7 separate regions of the Homo sapiens genome follow, and regions 2, 3, 4, 5, 6 and 7 are each linked to region 1. The links are chromatin contacts, found by Hi-C or POLR2A ChIA-PET in ENCODE. All regions are on one chromosome and are shown on one strand. Each heading gives the region's core, a stretch centred on a gene start or an enhancer-like site at or near the end of the contact. The rest is flanking DNA. Distances are from core to core; before and after follow the strand shown.

Region 1 (3,294 bases), core at 719-3,218:
TTTGTTTTGTTTTTGTTTTTTAAAAAGTCTATGCCCATGCTACCTCATGCTGTGAAGATGGTTCAGTATTAATAAACTGGCTCACAGCTCCTTGACCAGATTATAAACTCTTTGAAAACAGGAGCCATGCCAGTCAAACTATTTTTTGTATTTTTTGGACAACAGCGTATGGCATCATGTAGACATTGGATAAGTCAGTGATTCCCGAAATGTTTCCATTCAGGGAGCTCCATTAAAAAAACAAAACAAACAAACAAACAAAAGGCCAAGCCGGTGGCTCATGCCTGTAACCCCAGCACGTTGGAAAGCCAAGGCAGGCTGATGAGCTAAGGTCAGGAGTTCAAGACCAGCCTGGCCAACATGGTGAAACCCCATCTCTATTAAAAATACAAAATTAACTGGGCATGGTGGCAGGTCCCTGTAATACCTGCTACTAGGTAGGCTGAGGCAGCTAGAATCCAGGAGGTGGAGGTTGCAGTGAGCTGAGATCACACCACTGCACACCAGCCTGGGCAGTAAGAATGAAACTCTGTGTCAGGCCAGGCTCGGTGGCTCACGCCTGTAATCCCAGCACTTTGGGAGGCTGAGGCAGGGGGGCAGATCGTAGGGGCAGATCACGAGGTCAGGAGTTCGAGACCAGCCTGGCCAACATAGTGAAACCCTGTCTCTACTAAAAATAAAAAAAATTAGCCAGGTGTGGTGGCACGCGCCTGTAATCCCAGCTATTCGGGAGGCTGAGGCAGGAGAATCGCTTGAACCCAGGAGGCGGAGGTTGCAGTGAGCTGAGACCACGCCATTGCACTCCAGCCTGGGTGACAGAGTGAGTGAGACTCCATCTCAAAAAAAAAAAAAAAAGAAAATGTGTCAAAAAAAGAAAGAAAGAAAGGATTGTAGGAAAAACCACCACCACCAACCTTGTATTTAAGTTTACTACACATACAGAAAAGTGCACACCAAAATGTTCAGCTCAATTACATTTCACAAACTGAACACACTCATGCAGGTAGCTCTCATAACAAAAAACACAACGCAACCAGGACCTCAAAGCCCTCTTAGTGTCGGAACCCGATTTTAATAGATTACACGTACTTTGTAAATTTAGCCTAAGAGAGAGATCACGTATTTGAAGACCTCTCGGATTTTTCCTTCATCAGCCCTCCCCACTTCCCCACGCCTCGTCAACACAAAGAAGCATGCCCGCACCCACCACCGCCCCCTCCTCACCTCAGATTGGGGACCACCGTTGTGTTTTTTATTTTTTTGTAAATGAACGCATGGAAACAAACCAACACCACCTTCAGTGGAAAAGGTATGTTAGTACCAAACTGTCAAAAGGAACTAGTGATCCTTCATCTTAAAAATCTGTACTATGGCCGGGTGTGGTGGCTCACGCCTGTAATCCTAGCACTTTGGGAGGCCAAGGAGGGCGGATCACGAGGTGAGGAGTTCGAGACTGGCCTGGCCAACACAGTGAAACCCCGTCTCTACTAAAAATACAAAAAATCTGCCGGGCGTGGTGGCGGGCGCCTGTAATACCAGCTACTCGGGAGGCTGCGGCAGGATAATCACTTGAACCCGGGAGGTGGAGGTTGCTGTGAGCCGAGATCGCGCCATTGCACTCCAGCCAGGGCGACAGAGTGAAACTCCGTCTCAAAAAAAAAAAAAAGAAAAAAACCCCCAAAACTGTACTATATGGTGTTGCTCTCTACGAGTGCTACTTTAACACAAGTCAACTCTCAGGACTCCTCTCCGAATATTCAACATGGCCGCATGCGCGTCTATAAGCAACATGGCCGCTCTGCCAGTCACCAACATGGCAACCACAGCCTCACTGTGTCCGGAAGCATGAGAGAGCGGGTATGAGGACTATACCGGCCGCTCTGCCAACACCTAACGTGGCTCTTTATAGCTTCCAAGAAAGCGCGACACCGGAAATGACTTTTCTGTCTTGCTCAGCTCCAGGGGTCATTTTCCGGTTAGCCTTCGGGGTGTCCGCGTGAGAATTGGCTATATCCTGGAGCGAGTGCTGGGAGGTGCTAGTCCGCCGCGCCTTATTCGAGAGGTGTCAGGGCTGGGAGACTAGGATGTCGGACACGTGGAGCTCTATCCAGGCCCACAAGAAGCAGCTGGACTCTCTGCGGGAGAGGCTGCAGCGGAGGCGGAAGCAGGACTCGGGGCACTTGGGTGAGGCACTGGGCTGTTGGGGCCGAGGCTCAACCGGGGAGGACGGGCGGGATCCCTAGAGAAAAAGCTCCAGAGTCACTGCCCTTTACCAAACGGCCATTTCTATAAAGCCTCGTACATTGGTACTCCCTCTCCACCTTCAGCAGCAGACGTTCGCCCTTCTGCAAGTAGTTCGCGGTTCCTCCTCACGCTGGGCCTCGGTTCTTCCAGCTCACTTTTACCGGACGGACGCTTGAGCCCCACCCTCGTCCGCCTTGCCCACTCCTCTTCAGACTGCGAGGACGTCGCCTTTGTGAGGCTGCTCAGCCCCCTATCCCGCGAAGCAGCAAGAACCCCTTTTTGTTGCTGCTTTGGCGCTTTGTTCCCTCAGTTATAACGACTGTTTTGTAGTGGTCATTTCTTGGCAGCTGTGGGTACAGTAAGCGAGGAATGAACCTTTATATCCGCAGTGCCCAATTTAGTGGCCCGTACAGAGTGGCACTGGGTGTTTCTGAATGAGTACCCCTACCGGCATTGACTTAGCCATTTACATACCTAGCAGGAATCTGAAAACATTTGTGTTTGGTTTCCAAACTTTTTCTCTTCTCCTGTTGCCCCCGTGTCACGATCATAAAACTTGAAGGAAATTTAAAAGATTAAATTCACTGTTATCCACTCCCTACCCTCAGGACAAACTCTGAATTATTTAAGGCAAACTAGTAACAAAGCTCTGCAAAAATAGTGACTCAGTATCACCTTTGTGGTAGATTGTTCCAATATTTGTCAGTATCTTCAACTGCATCTCTAAATCTTGTCTAGATCATGTTAGGTTCATGTGCTCGTATTCTGGCCCCTAGAAATAGAAGATGCACTGGCAGGATCCTCCCACCTAATTAATTACCTTTCTTGAGTATCTACAGTGTTCATGGGTCTAATTAGACAAAAATAAGGAAGAAATTGCCCCTGTCCTCAAGAAGTTTAAAAAGCATAGGATTCAAGGGGAGACGCTTACAAAAAGTGAGGAATATGATAAGATATATGTACGAAACCAAATGAATGAATCTACAGTCTGTACAATGAAGAGAAGTAACAAGAGCTGGTGTAGGTAGTGAAGCCATCAAAACCATCATA
Region 2 (3,011 bases), core at 457-2,956, 1.8 Mb before region 1:
CAGTCAATACTAGTGCGAATGCATGTAAACAGGAATGAATTGTATAATAATAAGATAACATGTGTCTCATGGTTTATTTTCAACTTAGTCACTTGTGGTTTTACAGTTAAACTATCCTGCTGCTTTAAATTTAGAGACTTCATTTCTACTCTAATATTCCCTCTTTTAACACTCTGAGGATGTTAACTATTATTGTTAAATGTTTTAATCTTATATAACCAAGCGGGTAAGAGCGTGGACTCTAGAGCTAAACTGTTTAGGTCCTAATCCCACCTCCCCAATTATTAACTATGTGACCCTGGGTAAGAGTCCTCTCCCCTCTCTCCCTCAATTCTCTCATCTTTAAACTAGACATAATAGTCTCTATTCCTCTGATGGTTGTATTACATGGGTTAGTATTTGTAAAACCCTTACAACAGTACCTAGCACATTGTAAGTGCTATATTAGATCAGTAGGAAAGTTAGAAAAAAACTAAAAACAACTTCACTTTTTTTTTTCACTAATGTTAAAAAAAAAAAATGAAAGGGGAAAAAGCCAGCTCTGCCCTTCTTGGAAGCTCCCACTGGACCTATAATTCCACAGTCCCAACTCCAAGAGAGTTGTTGGGTGCTTGTTCATTCAATAATTTGAGTGCCTACCATATACTAAAACTCACCATGAATCAGACAAAGCCCCTGCCCTCAAAGGGCTTACACTTGGATTAGAAATCAGAACTCCACCACTTTTTTACAGATAAGAACACTGAGTTCAGAGTATGGCTCTGAGTTCAGGGGTGGCTCACACCTGTAATCCCAGCACTTTGGGAGGCCGAGGCGGGCAGATCACCTGAGATCAGGAGTTCAAGACCAGCCTGGCCAAGATGGTGAAACCCCGTGTCTACTAAAAATACAAAAATTAGCCGGGCGTGGTGGTGGACGCCTGTAATCCCAGCTACTCAGGAGGCTGAGGCAGGAAAACCGCTTGAACCGGGGAGGCAGAAGTTGCAGTGAGCCGAGATCACGCCACTGCACTCCAGCCTGGGCGACAGAGCGAGACTCCATCTCACACTCACACACACACACACACACACACACACACGAGAACACTGACTCCAGAGAAGTTATGCCTTGCTTGCTCAAGGTCACTAGAAGCTAGGTCTTCCTGCAGTTCTCAGTTCGGGTGCCATATTCTCACCTTCTATTTGAAAGACTCTACCTAGCTTTCATGACCTTTCCTTCTTTGCACGCACCACCACCCCCTGCCCAAACCAGGAGCCTAGGTTTCAGAAAAGAAAACAGTGAACCCCAAAGATAAAGTCACATGCTGGGCGTTTTGAACCTTCCCCTGCAAGAAAATGAAAGGTTATTTTTTCTTCCCGGCGTTAACCTTTCCTGTGCTGTGCCGGAAAAGTTGAGGACTTTTTACATTTTATTATTATTATTATTGTAGAGATCAGGGGTCTCACTATGACGCCCAGGCTGGTCTTGAACTCCAGGCTTCAAGCGATCCTCCCACCTCGGCCTCCCAAAGTGCTGGGATTTGAGGCGTGAGCCATCGCGTCCCGTCCGTGGATGTTTTTTTTAAAAGGTTGAGTAGCTTCACTCGGGACCGCAAAGGTGGAGTCCCCGCCCCCTGGTGCAGCAGCGAAGACAAGCGGAGCCACCTGTCAGAGGGCTGTGGGCGGGGGCGCCCGGGCCGTGAGGGCCTTGGAACCGGAGGGTGAGTGCAGTTGAGCGCACGCTCAGAGCAGACCGCTAGCAGGAGGCAGGATGTGATAGTCTAAGACCCTGGAAGCTGACGGCCAGAGGGAGGGAAGGGTGGTCACAGAGGAGAGGCAAAGCAACGGGAGGTGGAGGATCCTGGAGGTGTCTGCAAGGAGAATACACAGCAGCGAGGGGCTGCAGAAGCGGACCCAGCGACTTCTGCGCTGACGCGGGGCGGGCGGGAGAGAGGAAGAGAGGGGAGCGCGGTGGCGCTGCGAGCTGGCCCCGCCGGGGAAGGGGCTGCCATGTCCCGTGAGCGGCCCCCGGGCACCGACATTCCCCGCAACCTGAGCTTCATCGCCGCGCTAACGGAGCGCGCCTACTACCGTAGCCAGCGGCCCAGCCTCGAGGAGGAGCCGGAGGAGGAGCCAGGCGAGGGCGGGACGCGGTTCGGGGCCCGATCCCGCGCTCACGCACCGAGTCGGGGCCGCCGGGCCCGATCTGCACCAGCCGGAGGCGGCGGGGCCCGGGCGCCCCGCAGCCGTAGCCCAGACACCCGCAAGAGAGTGCGTTTCGCCGACGCACTGGGGTTGGAGCTGGCTGTCGTGCGCCGCTTCCGTCCCGGTGAGCTGCCCCGGGTGCCCCGCCACGTGCAGATCCAATTGCAGAGGGACGCCCTCCGCCACTTCGCGCCCTGCCAGCCCCGCGCCCGCGGCCTCCAGGTAGGCGGCGGGGGCACCTCCCCTCCTGGGGACCTCCTCCAGTCGGCCGCAGCGGGCTTGTGGGAGTGGATTTGCCAAAGAGCACCCATCTCCATCCCATCCCTGGGCTTGCGCCTGCCCATCCCTTTTGGGGACCCCATCTGCGAGTGGCTCTAGGCCACCCTGGCAGCTGGGCCGCACTCTGCCGGCCTGGACGCCGGGGTCGGCCTCTGATTGGTCCAGTGCCTTGCTCTGACACCGCCCCCTGTCTCTCCCCTCTCTCCGCCCTGGGCTCCCTCCTCCCGCTTCTTCTTTCCCCCAGGAGGCGCGCGCCGCCCTGGAGCCGGCCAGCGAGCCCGGCTTCGCCGCCCGCTTGCTGACGCAGCGCATCTGCCTGGAACGCGCCGAGGCGGGCCCGCTGGGCGTGGCCGGGAGCGCGCGCGTGGTGGACCTGGCCTACGAGAAGCGCGTGAGCGTGCGCTGGAGCGCCGACGGCTGGCGGAGCCAACGCGAGGCGCCAGCCGCCTACGCCGGTCCGGCCCCGCCCCCGCCGCGCGCCGACCGCTTCGCCTTCCGCCTGCCCGCGCCGCCGATTGGGGGCGCCCTGCTCTTCGCCTTGCGCTACCG
Region 3 (3,325 bases), core at 566-3,065, 1.4 Mb before region 1:
CTCAGGTCACTGCAACCTCCGCCTCCTGGGTTCAAGCGATTCTCCTGCCTCAGCCTCTGGAGCTAATTTTTTGTATTTTTAGTAGAGACGGGGGTCTCACCAGGTTGGCCAGCCTGGTCTCAAACTCCTGACTTCACGTGATCCGCCCGCCTCAGCCTCCCAAAGTGCTGGGATTACAGGCGTGAGCCACCATGCCCAGCTCTTTATTTTTTTAAATTTATATTTTTGAAATAATTCACCGAAGGTGTGGGTGGGAGTGAGGGTTGGGTTTAAGGTTAAGACAGGTGGGCCGGGCGCGGTGGCTCATGCCTGTAATCCCAGCACTTTGGGAGGCCGAGGCGGGCGGATCACGAGGTCAGGAGACTGAGACCATCCTGGCCAACGTGGTGAAACCCCGTCTCTACTAAAAATACAAAAAAAATTACCTGGGCGTGGTGGCGCCCGCCTGTAGTCCCAGCTACTCAGGAGGCTGAGGCAGGAGAATCGCTTGAACCCGGGAGGTGAAGGTTGCAGAGATCGCGCCACTGCACTCCAGCCTGGCAACAGAGCAAGACTCCGTCTGGAAAAAAAAAAAAAAAAAGATTAAGACAGGTGAAAGATATTTGGCCGGGCAGATTGCTTGAGGTCAGGAGTGCGAGACCATCCTGGCCAATATTGTGAAACTCTGTCTCTACTAAAAATATAAAAATTAGCCAGGCGTGGTGGCTCGTGCGGGTAATCCCAGCTACTCAGGAGGCTAGGGCAGGAGAATCGCTTGAACCTGGGAGGTGGAGGTTGCGGTGAGCCGAGATCGTGCCACTGCGCTCCAGCCTGGGCAACAAGTGCGAAACTCCGTACCCCCAAGAAAACAAACAAACAAACAAACAAAACAGGCGAATGAGGAATGCGCGCTAATAGGGAGTCTGTGGTGGGAATTCGAGAGGAAGGTGACCCTGAGGAAGCACTGTATGGTGCCCGGCATGGGCTGGGCTGGGCTGGGCTGGGCTGGGCGGCAGCGCCTCAGAGCCAGGCCTTAGTGAGGAGACTCGCAGGACGCGGCTTGGGTGGCAGGTCTGGGAAGGTTCCTTCCGAGAGCTATTGGGACAGGTTTAGACCCCCCAAATGGCGACCTCGAACTTAACCCTTTGTGCCTCAGTTCTCCCCCTCTGTAAAATGAGTATAATGGTGACTTTCTCACAGGACGCTTTAAGAACTAAACGAGGCCTGGCCGAGGGCGGTAGCTCACGCCTGTAATCCCAGCACTTTGGGAGGCCGAGGCGGGTGGATCACGAGGTCAGGAGATCCAGATCATCCTGGCTAACACGGTGAAACCCCGTCTCTACTAAAAATACAACAATTAGCCGGGCGTGGTGGCGGGCACCTGTAATCCCAGCTACTCGTGAGGCTGAGGCAGAGAATTGCTTGAACCCGGGAGGCGGAGCTTGCAGCGAGCCGATATTGCGCCACTGCACCCCAGCCTGGGCGACAGAGCGAGACTCCGTCTCAAAAAAAAAACGAGGCAAGGCAAGCAAAATGCTTGGCGTAGTGCCTGACTCATCGTAGGCCCTCAATAAATGTTAGCAATTACCACCATTTTCTCAGCATCTGCCCTTCACTGGGGAGGCACTAATGAGAAGGGGCAAAAAAGCCTTTCCGAGACCATCCTGTTTCCCAGTCCGGGTTCCACCACCCGAGCATGCGAACCCAGGGCGTTGGGAACCCAGCGCGCACCCGTCGAGGGGCGGGGCCTGCCGTTCCCGCCTCGAGTGTGGCCCCGCCTCCACCTCCTTCGTCGCGGCCTCTAGTGCACTTTCGGCTCCTTCCCCTTCCCGGGCCTTTCAGCTTGGTCTTTCCGGGCCTCGCTTCCCCCAGCCCCTGCGCCCGGCCCGAACGAGAGGTTCCGGAGCCCCGGCGCGGGCGGGTTCTGGGGTGTAGACGCTGCTGGCCAGCCCGCCCCAGCCGAGGTTCTCGGCACCGCCTTGAGAGCTTCAGCTGCCCCAGGGTGTGCAGGTTTGCTTTAGAGGGTCGGCGGGCGGAGCTTCGGGGAAGAGGAGCTCTGGGAGAGTCATTCCGGCCAGTGGCCGGAGACCGTCGTCGCTCTTGGGAATCCTTGGCCGCCCAGACAGAAGGGAAGTAGGCGCCGGAGAGCCCGTTCTGCATTTTGATTCATCTCGGGCCCTGTAAGGGTCATATCTTGTGAAAATAACCTGTAAAATCAATTTAACGTTCAGTGCAGCGTGTAAAGACAGCTCTAAGAATTTAAAAGACGCCTGAGTCAGAACATTTAAATGCTTGGGTCCCTGTAGCAGCGTTTTAACACGTCTGAGTGCAGAGGGTGGAGAATCGAGCCTGATTGCCGTTCACGCCCTGTAACCTTTAAGAAGGGTAAAGAAAGGCACCCTAAAAAACGCAAGGGGACACTTACCCTAGGGGGGGACGAACAGCTAGCTTTTTGGAATTTGGGTTGGTCTTCATTTCCAAGTGCGAAATTTGCCTGCAAAACTTTTTATTTGCAGTCATAGATCAACGATAAACAGAATTGTTAAAACACTGAACTTAACTAAGTAGTGGCTTTTGTTGACAAGTCGATTGTGTTATTAATTCTTAATGTCTCATCCAAGGCAGGAATCGTTATCTCAGTTTTGCAGGTGGGAAAAGTTTGGCACAGAAAAAAGCATTTTCCTTAAGTTCTCAGAAGCAACGGCCGGCCGAGCTGCAAATTAAGTCCCAGCATTCTGCCTCCTCAGCTGCGTCCCCCTCTAGACCATGTTAGAAAACAAATGAGTAGTTACTTTGATGTTACTCATAAAACGATCGAGTAAACCAAATGTTCTATAAACATGAAGCGTTAAATCATAATAACCTTCAATGCCTGTTCAGCTTTGGGAGGCTCAGTTGCCCTTTGGAGTTTGATACCTTGCAGAGAGGAGGGGCAGAGCAAAAACATGAAAAGTAATGTCAAGGGAAAATTTTTGTCTCCTGAGGTCAAACTGTGCCCATCTTTACTGCCCCTGTGTTGGTGTCATTCCTTTCAGCGCACTCCATGTTCTGGCAAAACACCCACAGCTCACGTTCTCGTTGTAGCCACATTACACCTTTGCATTACTCTTTTGCCACTGACCTCACTGTCAGTCTTCTTGTCACGCTGTTTCCTCCAGGTGCTCTTTTCTTAGGCTGTTATGTGAAAACCAGTTGTTCAAGTGTGGAATGATTTGTCATTCCTGAAGGATGATTCTAGAGTTAATGATAAAAAAAAAAAAAACTACCAACAGATCTTAGACAAAAAAAGAAGCACAAAAAAACTATTATGGAATTTGATAGCTGAGTTATTTGGGGGGAAAAAGTA
Region 4 (3,249 bases), core at 674-3,173, 1.1 Mb after region 1:
ACAAGGCATTTTATGCGTAGTTTTAATACACACTGAACTTTCCAGGGATGCAACTACCATGAAAATCATGGGATGATCATACCTTGTTTTGTTTGAAAATCTGCCAAAAGCTATTTAGTATTCTGGAAAATCATACCACATCAGTAATTCTGTTCATGGTATTTGAATCGCCATTATAATGCCTGTATCATTCTGCATTTGTAGCTGTTACATTCCAGGTGATTTTATATACAGATGCATATATCTGAGTACCACATTGTGTCTTCTTGAATGTTATACACAAACATTTACATATCTAAACATATAGTATTTAATTATAAGTCATATTCTTTCTAGTATTCCTTTTATCTCCCATCCAAGTACTAACCAAGCCCAACCCTGCTCAGCTTCCAAGATCAGAGGAGATCGGGCGCGTTCGGGGTGGTATGGCCGTAGACTCCTTTATATCTCTTTAAGAGATTTTACTAATTTTTTGGCCAGGCATGGTGGCTTATGCCTGTAATCCAAGCACTTTGGGAGGCCAAGGTAGGAGGACTATTTGAGCCCTGGAGGTAGAGAGCCTGGGCAACATAGCAAAACCCTGTCTCTACTTTTTGTCTTTAAATTTTGGTTTAAAATTGTGCGTGGGGGTAAGTTACATTCTTTACGAATTATGTTTCAGAAAAATAAAAAGAGCTTTAAAATATTTGTTATAAAAAGGAAATGTTTTAGTTCAGGTTGCTATAACAAATTACCGTAGACCGGGTGGCTTAAACAACAAATATTATTTCTCACAGTTCTAGAGAATGGAAGTCCAAGATCAGATTGCCAGCATGGTCTGCCTCTGAAGATGAGGGTCTTCCTTGGGATTGCAGATGGCTGTTTTCTTGTATCCTCATATCGTGGAAAAAGAGCTAGCTAGCTCTTCCGTCTCTCCTTATGAGGCCACCAATCCCATTTATGAGTATTCTAAACTCCATGACCTAATGACCTCCCAGAGATCCCACCCTAAATACCATCGCATTGGGATTAGGGTTTCAATATATAAATTTTGGGGAGACACAAACATAAAGACCATTGCAGGGAGTGTTGGGACTGGTGGCAATAGAGGTTTCTAAGGAAGGAAAGGGGTACTGGCTCAGTTAATAGAGGACAGAATGCCCTCAATTCTGAGCGGAAGCTCAGCTGTTACCTGAGACTCAAGGGTACCTCTCTAAGGAAAGCAATGATATTTTCCAGAAGACAGCTAATCTGCTTTATATAAAGGCAGAAAGCATATTTCTCCTGCTACTATGTTTGGTCCTCTCTTTATGAAGCTAGGATTATTAACCTAAGGGTCACTTGTCTCTTTCCTAAGCCTGGTTCCATCTTCCTGGAAAGGGTTCAGCATTAATCATTCAGGATGGCTCCAGATAGATTCTGTGTGATCCACGGATCTCTCTTCTGATCAACAGGAGGGGAGGCACTTGCTCTCAGTTCAGCGAACTTTGATTGACTGATGTCTACACTTGGTTACAGGCGGTTGCTTTCCGCTTTCCGTCTCCTTTTAAGGAGTTCCTCAAAGGAACTTTAGGATGAATTGAGTCTGACCGTCTTTGATATTAGGAAGGAGAGGTGTACAGCTAGGCAGCGAGCATGCTAAAATCTTTTCCAGGAAACGGTGTTTGAAGAGTTAATGGGAGAAAAAAAGACGAAAATTAGCCAGAGGAGACGAATTTGGTAGAGGGGGAAGCCCTAGGGACAGGAGAAAATAGGACCAGAAAGGGAAAAAAAATAGAAACAATAACAAACTAAACTCGGGCCCCAGAAAAGGCGGCAGGGGTCCTGGGCATTCGCGTCGCAGCCCTGGCATGTCGTCTTGCCCGGCCCTCGGCTCGCTGCCCTTCCAGCAGCTGCTGCGCCCCGCCCGGGCCCGAGAGTCTCCGCCCGCACCGTCTCTTCTCAGATCCGCATCCGGCTCCTCCCCCGGCTGCCACCCTTCCCACCGGCAGAATCCAGAGCGAAGTTTCTGCTTCCTGCTGCGGGAATCGGACGCCCCAGGTCAGGCACCCAGGGTTTCCAGCCCCAGTCTAAGGTAGGGTCCGAGCGCAGGCAGAACTTGCCCTGGCCCTGGGTCTAGGGCGCTGGGCTCTGAGGCTGAGAGCTGGGTGGGAAGTGCCTGGCGGGGCCGGTTAGGAACCACCCGAGACTCAGCTAGGGGTGCATCCACCCTGCTCCTCCCGGCGGCTCCGGGAAGGGGAGGGAGTGTATACTGCGTGAAAGGGGAGGTGAGAAAGGAGGAGGAGAAGGCTGAAGGAGAGGGAGGGACAGGAAGAGAGACCACGTAAGAATCATCCCCTCTTACTTCCTTGCCCTGTGTGCCCATCGAAAGGGGACAGTGGCTGTCACCAACAAATGGTAGTATGAGAACCGTTTGTGATAATAGAAACCCAGACTGTGCTTAAATGTGCTAGACTACCATACAGCCACTTGAAGAGTGAGGTGGAGGCCGGGCGCGGTGGTTCACGCCTGTAATCCCAGCACTTTGGGAGGCGGAGGTTGGGGATCACCTGAGGTCAGGAGTTTGAGACCAGCCTGACCAACATGGTGAAAACCCTCTCTACTGAAAATACAAAAAAATTAGCCGGGCATGGTGGTGGGCGCCTGTAATCCCAGTTACTCGGAAGGCTAAGGCAGGAGAATCGCTTGAACTCGGCAGGCAGAGATTGCAGTGAGCTGAACAACAGAGCCAGACTCCGCCTCAAAAAAAAAAAAAAAAAAAAAAGGAAAGAGTGAGGTGGGTATTAATGTGTTAACAGGGCAAGGTCTCTGAGATATACTAAGTGCAGAATAGCATCTAACTTATGATCCTGTTTGTGTAAAGCAAAAGCAAAAGCAGTGGTGATGGTGAAGGCATGTATTTGCATATGCATAGAAACTGTGAAACTGTTAGTATAAAACTGTGAGCAATGTTTACTTCCAGAGAAGGGAACTAGAGATGGAAGTGGGGACGGAACTTTAACTTTCCATTTGTGGTTCAGCCGAATCTCCTTTCAAAAACTCCAGGGTGCAAAACAATAAAATGAGCAAAATAGTGAGACTGTCCTTTTAAGGATAGGACAGTCTCACTATGTTGCTCAAATAAACTGTCCTTATTTTTCTGTTTATTTTTGGCTTGAGATCTCTTTTAAAAAAAATCTGAGTCAATTCTGAGTTTCCCCACTCCTTTCCTTGGGGGCTTATATAGGGCAACGACATGAGCAAAGTGTATTGGGCACAGAAGCCATCATT
Region 5 (2,963 bases), core at 214-2,713, 1.8 Mb before region 1:
CACTATCCCATAAGCTCAGTGAAGGCAAAGATTTTGGTCTGTGCTGTTCCCTGCTGTACCCACAACCGAGAATAGTGCCTAGTGCATAGCAGGTACTCACTAAATATTCAATAAATTGAAAGAATTAATACACACTTAAAACAGTATAGGAATCCCTCCTGCCTCCAAATCAAATCCCTAATGAATGGCTTTGGTTGAAATGCTTTTAAGAGTGAGCAAAATTAAGTGGGCTGAGACTCCACATTTCTAGATTAAAGGGGAAACCCCTTGCAGCTTGCTTTCTCTTAGAATCCTAAAGCGTCTCCAATTGGAGGAAAAACTATTAGATTTGAAGGTCAAATGCGAGCACGCAACCTCTACAAAGAAAGATAGACGTAGACTAAGAACAAAGAGCAACACAATTATAACAGGCACAAAGGGAGGCACAAGGCTACCACCACCAAAATATACGTTCTGCCTCACAAAGGTCAGAGGAACACACAACGGACTATGACCGCGGCACAGTCATAATAGCTCAGACAAGCAGCTCCAGGGTGCCGAGTATCTAACCCCACATTCCCCATCCTCCCCACAACCCTTCCAACCCGAGAACCCGGGCTCCGCGTGCAACCGCCAGTTACTCACCATTGCCTGGAGGTGGACTCATATTCATCTGCTTCTCTACCTCGTTCTGTAGCTCCTTTAGCTTCTCAGCTTCTTCCTCCATCTCCCTGACTCGAGCTTTGATAGCTTCCAGCTCCTAATATAAGTGGGGAGGGTATGGAGGACAGCTTAAGAGGAACCAACGCAGGGGCTGTGCCCTGCTCTCGGCCAGAGCGCGGCCTCAGCCATGCTCGGCCATTTCCCTCGCCCCATGCGAGGGTCGTGATAAAAGAAAAGCTACCCTCTCTAGAACAACACTAGGCAACCGTGACGCCCGAATCAAGCCAGTCGGGCCCCTTGTAGTGATCGCTGACCCATCCCCGGCCCGACCCGGCCCCAGCCACGTTATTCCCCGCCCAACCCCACCCCCCGCCTGCCACCCGCTCGCCCGAGCTCTGGGCCTCCAGTGACCCGGCCGGCCAGCCGCCGGCCTGCTCGCTCGCCCTCCTTCCCTCACCGGGTCCTCAATGGCGCCGTCCCCCGGGTCACCCTCGACCAGTCCCGGCTCCTCCTCCTCCTCTTGGCTGCCGGGGGCTCCCGAACCAGGCCCAGGGCCCGGAGCTCCCGGGGGGGCGCGGGGCCGGGGCGGCTCCTCTTCGGGCTCGGGCTCCGGCTCGGGCTCCAGCAGCAGCTCCTCAGGCTCCAGTTCCTCAGACTCCAGGCCGTTCCCGTAGTCCCCTGCGCCCCCCGGGGCCCCCTCCCCGGCCTCCCCACCGGCCCCGGGCACAAGATGGCGCCGCCGCCCCGGCCCGGAGCCCCGACCGCCCGCAGCCCCCGCTGCTGCTGCCGCCGCCGCCGCCGCCGCCATCGCCGCTCAGACTGGGGCCCGCCGCCCGGCGATTGGAGAGCTGCGCCGGCCACGCCGAGGACTCATTAGTCAAGCTGCCTGCCCGTCACCATGAGCTAGTACTCCATTGGGGAATATTACTTGGCAATCAAATAAGGCCCCACCTCTAAGGCGGGGCACTGCGCCAAATTCTCAAATCCCGGTAGGGGAAATCTGCCTGTCAATCAACACGCGTCCCACCTCCTATCGAGTCCTTAGGTAATAATACCGCCACGCTGTGACGATATTCCTGCTTCTCCCCGGCCTACGGGCGGGCCCGCGAAGTATGGGACGCTCCGTGATTGGCCCTAGCTAGGCGACTGGAAAGGACCAATCTTCCGATCGCCTCACCGCAGTGGCCCAGTCTCAGATGCCGATTGGCTTGCGAGAGTCGAAGGGGTGACACTCGTTTCGTGACAGGTGAACCTTGCCCCCGAAAGGACTGCCGGGCTTCAAACTTGGGAAACCCGAGGTCACATGACTAGCCAGTCCTAGGGGGCCGCCATCTTGATACTACTGCTTGCCAGCTAGTGAGCTGTTGGCCGGGTGAGGCCCAAAACAGAGCAGCAGTTTCAGGAAACTTGTATCTCGACCAGGAAGCACCAGTAGATGGGATGTTGCTGAAAATGGAGGTTGTGAATGAAGCATTCCAGGAGGGAGCTTACTTTCCCCATCCAGGTTATTGGCACCATCATCCACTAGCTCTCCCGCACCAGAAAGCAGGGAGGATTCCTCAGTCCAGAGCTACTAGTCACAAGTCCTGTCTGTCCCGCCCTCTTGCGTAGGCCTTCTGCTCCCCAGTTCCATTTTCTTTTTCCTGGACAGCTTCCAATGTCACCCCTCCAATCTGCACCGCTAACAGACTGGCCCCCCTTTGCTGGCGAGGTAAAGTCTCAAAACCGTAAATCACGGCCTTCGATACGCCAGCATGTGGTTACTTTGTGGATGTTGTTTCCTTCCACTCTTCTCGTTCCTTTGGGTGTACCTGCACCCAGTCTGTGCCTCTAACATGTAGTCCCCCTTCAATCAAACCACTGCAAACCCCAGCTTCCCCTCATTTCCCAGGACAAGTGGGCCTATCTCCACGGCGCGCTTAATTGTTTTACTGTTTCCTAACTAGGTTGTGAGCGCCTGCAGATGAGGGGCCGGTTCCTATTTATATTCGCATCTCCACGGCCTGGCAATATGCCTACCACATAATGTCCTGTTAGATGTTTGTTGATTGAACAGGCATTGATTGGGGATTTGGGTGCCACCCTTCATTTAAGCCCTCAAGCCCCCAAGATCCCAGAGGAATTTCTCCTGGCAGGTTCCCACTACACCCCTGCACCCCAAGTACCAATGAGACCTAGCCCTGGAAGGCAGGACTGCCATATTTTGGTAGCAGTCCTACACATTTATTAAAAAGAAAGGAATGGCAGTGTACGTTTGCAAGAGAAATTTTTGTGGGCACACTAACCTACAGTTCGAAAGATACATATAGCCCAACCAAAAA
Region 6 (3,436 bases), core at 854-3,353, 1.5 Mb before region 1:
ATCCGGTAGGAGATAAATGTAATTTCTAACCAGGTAAAATGTAAAAGGGCCTTAAGAGAGGTACACATGCTATCAGTGGCAGAGTGAAAAACCACTGGAAGGAGGCAGAAAGACTAGTTGCACTGCAGGGGTGACTGCAAAATAATATATGCTCAGTAAACAGACGCACTCCGCATTTTCCACATCATCCAAGTGTGAAACACAAAGATCTCCTGTTTAATTCTATTCTGATGATTGGGCTTGGAAAGGGTTGCCAATTTCAGCATTAAAAATACAGCATAGGCCAGGCGCAGTGGTTCACACCTGTAATCCCAGCACTTTGGGAGGCCGGGGCAAGCGGATCACCTGAGGTCAAGAGTTTGAGACCAGCGTGGCCAATATGGTGAAACCCCATCTCTACTAAAAATACAAAAATTAGCCAGGCGTGAGGCCGGGCACGGTGGCTCATGCCTGTAATCCCAGCACTTTGGGAGGCCGAGGTGGGTGGATCACGAGGTCAGGAGATCAAGACCATCCTGGCTAACAAGCGGATCACCTGAGGTCAAGAGTTTGAGACCAGCGTGGCCAATATGGTGAAACCCCATCTCTACTAAAAATACAAAAATTAGCCAGGCGTGAGGCCGGGCACGGTGGCTCATGCCTGTAATCCCAGCACTTTGGGAGGCCGAGGTGGGTGGATCACGAGGTCAGGAGATCAAGACCATCCTGGCTAACACGGTGAAACCCCGTCTCTACTAAACACACACACACACACACACACACACACACACACACACACACACACAAATTAGCCTGTTGTGGAGGCAGGCGCCTGTAATCCCAGCTACTCGGGAGGCTGAGGCAGGAGAATCGCTTGAACCTGGGAAGCAGAGGTTGCAGTGAGCAGAGATCGTGCCACTGTGTTCCAGCCTGGGGGACACAGCAAGACTTGGTCTCAAAAAACAAACAAACAAACAAACAAAAACAATACAGCATATGCAGAGTCTGCTGGGGGAAAGATGGGGCCGAACTGGGCATCAGAGGAAAGTGGAATTTCGGTGTTGATAGATGTTGCTGCTAGAATCCAACAAGGAAGGCCAGAGACTGACTTCATAGAACCATAAAGCAGGAGGCAACATTTCATACATATGCACACTTCCCGGTTTGTTATAGTTCCCAAAAGATTTGAAAAATGAAGGTGGGTGGAGGGAGGAAGAGGCAATGAAATATAGTATGTTCCTGAATAAAAGGCATCATCTTAGCAAGTTGAAGTTAGAGAATCTCTTGGTACATATTTATGCAGTCTCAACCGTCCTCCCGTCTCTGAGATGGTAAATTACTACTGACACTTATTCAGGTCTGAACTGAGAATCTAGTTTGTGGATTAACTGGACCCTTTGCTTTTTCTTCTTCCATCTGCCTTTTAGGCAATTCATTACTTATTCGAATTTCCACCAGAAGGTAGGAGTCAAGAGAACGAATATTGGATATTAATAACCGGTTACTGTTAAAGAAGGGTTGCTGTATGGCGACTGACAACAAGAGGTATAGCACTTTTATTTTGTTGCGTTGTTTTACCACTAATTGCTGTGGTTTAACTAATATAGGGAAATGGCCTCAGAATGGATCATTATTTTACCCAATTTTAGAAGGTGCCCTTAAACAAGATGGCAACCTCAGGCGCGTTAACAAGGTGCTGAAGCAGCAGCGATGTAACCTGTTGCTTGGACACCAGGCTGGAGTGGGAGGACTCACCGCTAAGGGTTCAGAACCGATTTTCAACCAGTCACGCCCTTCTCAAAGATGGCCGACCTCACTTCCCTTACGCAACATGGACGTTTTCAGTCACTTCCTGTGATTTTGAGGTTATTCTGATCCAGGACTACTTGCATGACCAAAGCCAAGATGGCAGGTACGTCCTTTTAGAATTTAAGGTTAGTGAAGCCATCTATTTCCCCGACCCCCTTCAGTGAAAATGGTCTTTCGCATCTGGCTCTTCTTTTTGGAGGCGTGCTTGCCAGCAGTCAAAATGGCTCCATTCCGGAATAGATTTAATAGGAAGTGAAGCTGTGACGGCGAGGCGTTGCCCGGCCTATCTTTGCTAGGCGTTCTCAGAATTAGTTCTTTCTGCCCACACTAGACATGGCGCTTGCCAGCGTGTTGGAGAGACCGCTACCGGTGAACCAGCGCGGGTTTTTCGGACTTGGGGGTCGTGCAGATCTGCTGGATCTAGGTCCAGGGAGTCTCAGTGATGGTCTGAGCCTGGCCGCGCCAGGCTGGGGTGTCCCAGAAGAGCCAGGAATCGAAATGCTTCATGGAACAACCACCCTGGCCTTCAAGGTGTGGAGCCAGCCCCCTTGCCAGGCTGAGTACTGAACGCCCGCGACTTGCCTGGCCTCCCAGCCTGACCGGAGTTTGCGGTGGCCTTGGCCACCAACCCAGGCGGAGGCTGGGTCCTCTCGTTCGGACCGCAGCAGTTTTGCTGTCTCATTGGCCCAGGAGGCCCCTGTCTTTGCTCTGGTTGGAAAGGGTGGCGGTGGGGCCGGGGGTAAGTCGGGGGAGGAAGGTGAGGCCTCTTGGGTTGATTCCTAGGCGACCCCAGGTTGCTGCTGTTCAGGATCTTCTAGCTGGGAAAGGCCGCAACAACAATGAATCTTGGCCGAGGGAAGGCTATTGTAAACGTTTACCAAAGTTTTGGAAACTGGGCGGCCCCTCAAGGCAGGGGTAACTGAAACTGGCATGAAGGGGAAGCGTGGTGAGGGTAAGCATTGTACTAAGAATCAGACATTTGGGGTTCCTTGCCCAGCTCTGCAATAACTAGCTCTAGATTGAGAAATCATTTGATTTCATTGAACCTGTTTCCTCATCTATAAAATGATTTGTTTTTTTTTTTTTTTTGAAACAGGGCTTTTCGCTGTCGCTCAGGCTGGAGTGCAGTGGCTCCAGCGCCTCAGCCTCCAGAGTAGCTGACACTATAGGCACACACCACCACGACAGGCTAAGTTTTTTTACTTTTTGTAGAGATGGATCTCCCTGTGTTGCCCAGGCTGGTCTCCAGCACCTGGCCTCAAGCGGTCCTCCCGCCTTGGTCTCCCAAAATGCCTGGGTTACAGGAGTGAGCCACCACGCCCATCCTATAAAATGAATTTAATATGGGTTATATCCATGTCAAGGGATTGATGTGAAGCTCGGGTGACATTAATATATGGTGAAGTATAGAAGTATACTGTGAAGTATAAAAGGACGGAGAAAGAGATGTGCTGGGTTTGGATTGATGCAAAAAGAAGTATGTAGGAGTGTTTTTGTGGTCTTATGTGGCCTGTTTTGTGTTTTCCTCTGATCTTAACAGTTCCGCCATGGAGTCATAGTTGCAGCTGACTCCAGGGCTACAGCGGGTGCTTACATTGCCTCCCAGACGGTGAAGAAGGTGATAGAGATCAACCCATACCTGCTAGGC
Region 7 (3,009 bases), core at 410-2,909, 1.6 Mb before region 1:
TGAAAGAGCCTTCAATGTGCATATAAGCCTCTGAAATATGCCAACAACTCCATAACATCCGTTACCTCCTTACATTTCCTGTAAAGCACCAGGAAAAGTTAAAAAGCAGAGTAAGGACCTTGCTCAAAATAAGGTAACGCATGAAAGAACCAGAAGCCCGGGTGTTTGAGACGTTCTTAAAAAAGAGTCCAGTTGGTTTGTTGGCTTAGAGATCTAACAAGTGTTATACTATTTTATGACAATCCATGTCTTTAAACAATTGTCCTTAATATTTAGTATGGGCCAGACGCGGTGGTTCTTGCACTTCCAAAGTAATCTCAGCACTTTGAGAGGCCGAGGCAAGAGGATCGCTTGAGCCCAGGTGTTCGAGACCAGCCTGGGCAACATGGCAAAACCTCATCCCTACAAAAAATAAAAAAATTAGTTGAGCGTAGAGGTGCCTACCTGTAGTCCTAGCTACGTAGGAGACTGAGGTAGGAGCATCACCTGAGCCCGGGAGGTTGAGGCTGCAGTGAGCCCTGATCGCGCCACTGCACTCCAGCCTGCGTCAGAGTGGAGGGACCCAGAGTGGAGTGACAAAAAAAAAATTTTTTTTTTTTTTTAGTATGGTATCTATTGGTGCCTTGCAATTTTTTTTTTTTTTTTTTTTTTTTTTGAGACGGAGTCTTGCTCTGTCACCCAGGCTGTAGTGCAATGGCGTGATCTCAACCACTGCTTCCTGGGTTCAAGCGATTCTCCTGCCTCAGCCTCCCGAGTAGCTGGGACTATAGGCGTACGCCACCACGCCCGGCTAATTTGTTTGTATTTTTAGTAGAGACGGGGTTTCACCATATTGGCCAGACTGGTCTCCAACTCCTGACCTCAAGTGATCCGCCCGCCTCGGCCTCCCAAAGTGCTGGGATTATAGGCGTAAGCCACCGCGCCCGGCACCTTGCCACTGATTTTGCATCATGAATGCAACGGAAAGATCAGCCAATTTGACTTTAATAGTTTTCAGTCTCTTAAATCTCTAACGTATCTCTTAAATCTCTAAACTATTTGTCTGTGACCTATTTTACTGTTTGTGTTTCTTCTGCATCAAGTTGGAGGATTGGTAGTGACAAAGAAAGAAGCCCCTAAACAATTAATATTAGTTCAAGTACCAAAAAAGTTCAGGGCGCTTGCATTTTCCAGTTCTTGCCCTACAGGAAGCAGTTCCTCCAAGGGAACTTACTCTCTTCTGCGGAGCAAGGAAGAACTTTCCCAGAATCTTGCCACATGGCTTCCAAGGCAAACTCAAACTCAAGTTCAGCGTCATAGATCAGTTCATAGTCTGGGTCCGAAGACACGGCGATGCTTCTTGCGCACCCCCACGGAGCTTGTTATTCCGATTCCGCACCAGCCCCCCGCCCCTCCCCAAAAAAAGCCTAAGATGGGAGTGGCTATGATTCAGAGGACAGAGGGCAGAAGCTGTTTGCGTTAAGGAGTGGGGGGCTTGCCCTATTAAGGTAATCCGCAAACACCGAGTCTGACCCGGCCCATAGAGGTACTTCTACCCCGCTTACCTCCCCTTTTCTCTCGAAGGGCACCCGAAGATTGTCACGAGTCCTTAGACTCCAACTACTGCGGCAGCTTCCAAATTTCCTGAAAACCCTAAGCTGGGCCAGCCCGGCAGCCCACGCACTTCCGGCCTCGGACCCGCCCCAAACACCCAAGCGCCCCAGCGCCTCATCTCTAGGTCCGGAAATAAACGAACATCTCCGATTATGGTTATACCAGGGTCGAGGGTTTCCGAATATATTCGATTCAAAGCTTCGGCAAGACGAAGAAAACCGAGCCTGAAAGCAGGGCGAGAAAAGGGGCGCTGCAGGGCGGATGGAAAGAATTGATTGGTAACGATGTGGAGACGGAAACATCCGAGGACATCCGGAGGAACCCGGGGAGTTCTGAGTGGTAATCGAGGGGTAGAGTATGGCAGTGGGCGGGGTCATCTCGGTACGTTCGAAGGGCGTTGGCGGAAATTACCGAAGATGCCCGAAGCCGTCGGGACGGACCCGAGTACCTCACGCAAGATGGCGGAGCTGGAGGAGGTGACTCTGGACGGGAAGCCTCTTCAGGCGCTGCGGGTGACCGACCTGAAGGCCGCACTGGAGCAGCGAGGCCTAGCCAAGAGCGGGCAGAAGAGTGCCCTGGTCAAGCGGCTCAAAGGGGTGAGGAGTCGGCGTTGCTGGGGTGTCGGAGGAGAGCGGACCCGGTAGAGACGAGCCTCTGCCGCGGCGCAGGCGCAGTATCCGGGCTCGGCGCGAGCTCGCTCAGGCCGCCAGCGCGAGCCTCTGGATCCGCGCGCACGGTGGTTGATGAGGTTCGCGCTGGAATGGAGATCGCGCCGGTTCCCGCCTTAACGGCAGCAGCGCGAGCCCAAATGGGAGGGTGTGCACTACTCTCCAGGAGTGTCTTAAGCTCCTTCCTCCTTCCCCCACCCCCTCCTTGTTTGTATCTGTGGTTTCGGCGCATGCGCTGCAGAAGGAGTTAAATCCCACTACAACCTACGGCGTTGCTGGCCTGAGGGGGGCGAGTTGGGCTGGGTCGGAGTTAGGGGTATAGTTGCGCGAAGGGGTGGATGGGGTTGGTATCGGTATCTGCACGAATAGGACTGGGGTAGGGTAAAATGTCTGCTCGATTAGATGAGGAGGTGAGATGAAGAGAGACCTTTATTTGAAGGGACTTGATGAGAGAGAGGTCTCTAATTTAGTGGCATCTAGTGGCAATTTGGGTGGTTAAGAGTTTGGTGAATATTGGTGAGAGAGGCGAGGCAGGTTGATATATATTGGGGATTTTGAATCGGTTTGAGTAGATTAAGGTGGGATTGTCATGAGGTAGGTGTAGCTCGATTCAAGTGTATAGGTTTGGTTTAAAGAAGGGAAGATGAGGATGTCTTGGTTTTAATTAGAGTTCAACAGGATACGTGGCAGGTAGTGCAGATTAGGTCTGGGTTGGCTCCAGGGTTGAGTTGGCAGACCGTTGCTTATA

Evidence for each region. Hi-C counts contacts between places; a loop is a spot of excess contacts on that map. ChIA-PET counts read pairs that join two places held with the same protein, here RNA polymerase II (POLR2A). Pooled maps may share reads with other maps.
Region 2: a loop to region 1 is called in a pooled map, with 10 times the contacts of the local background. The contact joins the promoter of PPP1R3E here to the promoter of METTL3 in region 1. A Hi-C loop is called at or near these places in 1 of 37 single-sample maps with no recorded cell type and 10 of 50 pooled maps. POLR2A ChIA-PET finds 5 or more read pairs at or near these places in 2 of 52 experiments (HEK293T and activated T-cell).
Region 3: a loop to region 1 is called in a pooled map, with 5 times the contacts of the local background. The contact joins the promoter of HAUS4 here to the promoter of METTL3 in region 1. A Hi-C loop is called at or near these places in 1 of 50 pooled maps. POLR2A ChIA-PET finds 5 or more read pairs at or near these places in 2 of 52 experiments (PC-9 and activated T-cell).
Region 4: a loop to region 1 is called in a pooled map, with 4 times the contacts of the local background. The contact joins the promoter of TEP1 here to the promoter of METTL3 in region 1. A Hi-C loop is called at or near these places in 1 of 37 single-sample maps with no recorded cell type and 4 of 50 pooled maps. POLR2A ChIA-PET finds 5 or more read pairs at or near these places in 1 of 52 experiments (activated CD4-positive, alpha-beta T cell).
Region 5: a pooled map shows a loop between it and region 1 (12-fold over the local background). The contact joins the promoter of PABPN1 here to the promoter of METTL3 in region 1. A Hi-C loop is called at or near these places in 7 of 50 pooled maps. POLR2A ChIA-PET finds 5 or more read pairs at or near these places in 3 of 52 experiments (OCI-LY7, activated B cell and activated T-cell).
Region 6: a pooled map shows a loop between it and region 1 (15-fold over the local background). The contact joins the promoter of PSMB5 here to the promoter of METTL3 in region 1. A Hi-C loop is called at or near these places in 1 of 37 single-sample maps with no recorded cell type and 7 of 50 pooled maps. POLR2A ChIA-PET finds 5 or more read pairs at or near these places in 1 of 52 experiments (H1).
Region 7: a pooled map shows a loop between it and region 1 (20-fold over the local background). The contact joins the promoter of C14orf119 here to the promoter of METTL3 in region 1. A Hi-C loop is called at or near these places in 1 of 37 single-sample maps with no recorded cell type and 7 of 50 pooled maps. POLR2A ChIA-PET finds 5 or more read pairs at or near these places in 1 of 52 experiments (HEK293T).

What each region holds. Positions count from the first base shown.
Region 1 is chr14:21,510,014-21,513,307 of GRCh38, reverse strand. It overlaps METTL3 (methyltransferase 3, N6-adenosine-methyltransferase complex catalytic subunit), which reads left to right and starts at 1,968. Exons shown (of 11, transcript NM_019852.5): 1 at 1,968-2,184. The coding sequence starts at 2,085. RefSeq lists an enhancer at 1,686-1,925.
Region 2 is chr14:23,301,554-23,304,564 of GRCh38, reverse strand. PPP1R3E (protein phosphatase 1 regulatory subunit 3E) reads left to right here and starts at 1,706. Exons shown (of 5, transcript NM_001276318.2): 1 at 1,706-2,405; 2 at 2,707-3,011. The coding sequence starts at 1,989. RefSeq lists silencers at 1,920-2,429, 2,510-2,569, 2,580-3,009.
Region 3 is chr14:22,955,580-22,958,904 of GRCh38, reverse strand. HAUS4 (HAUS augmin like complex subunit 4) reads left to right here and starts at 1,815. Exons shown (of 10, transcript NM_001166269.2): 1 at 1,815-1,989. MIR4707 (microRNA 4707) reads left to right here and starts at 1,876; the gene lies at 1,876-1,955. RefSeq lists a silencer at 293-653 and enhancers at 453-1,031, 1,032-1,611, 1,994-2,123.
Region 4 is chr14:20,412,175-20,415,423 of GRCh38, reverse strand. It overlaps TEP1 (telomerase associated protein 1), which reads left to right and starts at 1,923. Exons shown (of 55, transcript NM_007110.5): 1 at 1,923-2,019. It also overlaps the pseudogene RNA5SP382. RefSeq lists enhancers at 1,720-1,769, 2,270-2,339, 2,890-3,059, 2,169-3,085.
Region 5 is chr14:23,319,957-23,322,919 of GRCh38, reverse strand. It overlaps PABPN1 (poly(A) binding protein nuclear 1), which reads right to left and starts at 1,463. Exons shown (of 7, transcript NM_004643.4): 1 at 1,100-1,463; 2 at 625-739. The coding sequence starts at 1,450. It overlaps BCL2L2-PABPN1 (BCL2L2-PABPN1 readthrough), which reads right to left. Exons shown (of 8, transcript NM_001387346.1): 4 at 625-739. RefSeq lists enhancers at 89-898, 899-1,710, 1,964-2,033, 1,722-2,372 and silencers at 1,004-1,073, 1,134-1,563.
Region 6 is chr14:23,033,567-23,037,002 of GRCh38, reverse strand. PSMB5 (proteasome 20S subunit beta 5) reads left to right here and starts at 2,103. Exons shown (of 3, transcript NM_002797.5): 1 at 2,103-2,319; 2 at 3,329-3,436. The coding sequence starts at 2,122. RefSeq lists enhancers at 1,629-1,923, 1,708-2,377, 1,178-2,377.
Region 7 is chr14:23,094,155-23,097,163 of GRCh38, reverse strand. It overlaps C14orf119 (chromosome 14 open reading frame 119), which reads right to left and starts at 1,659. Exons shown (of 2, transcript NM_017924.4): 1 at 1,545-1,659. It overlaps ACIN1 (apoptotic chromatin condensation inducer 1), which reads left to right and starts at 2,028. Exons shown (of 19, transcript NM_001386863.1): 1 at 2,028-2,189. The coding sequence starts at 2,052. RefSeq lists enhancers at 1,225-1,748, 1,628-1,837, 1,858-1,937, 1,749-2,272, 1,978-2,287.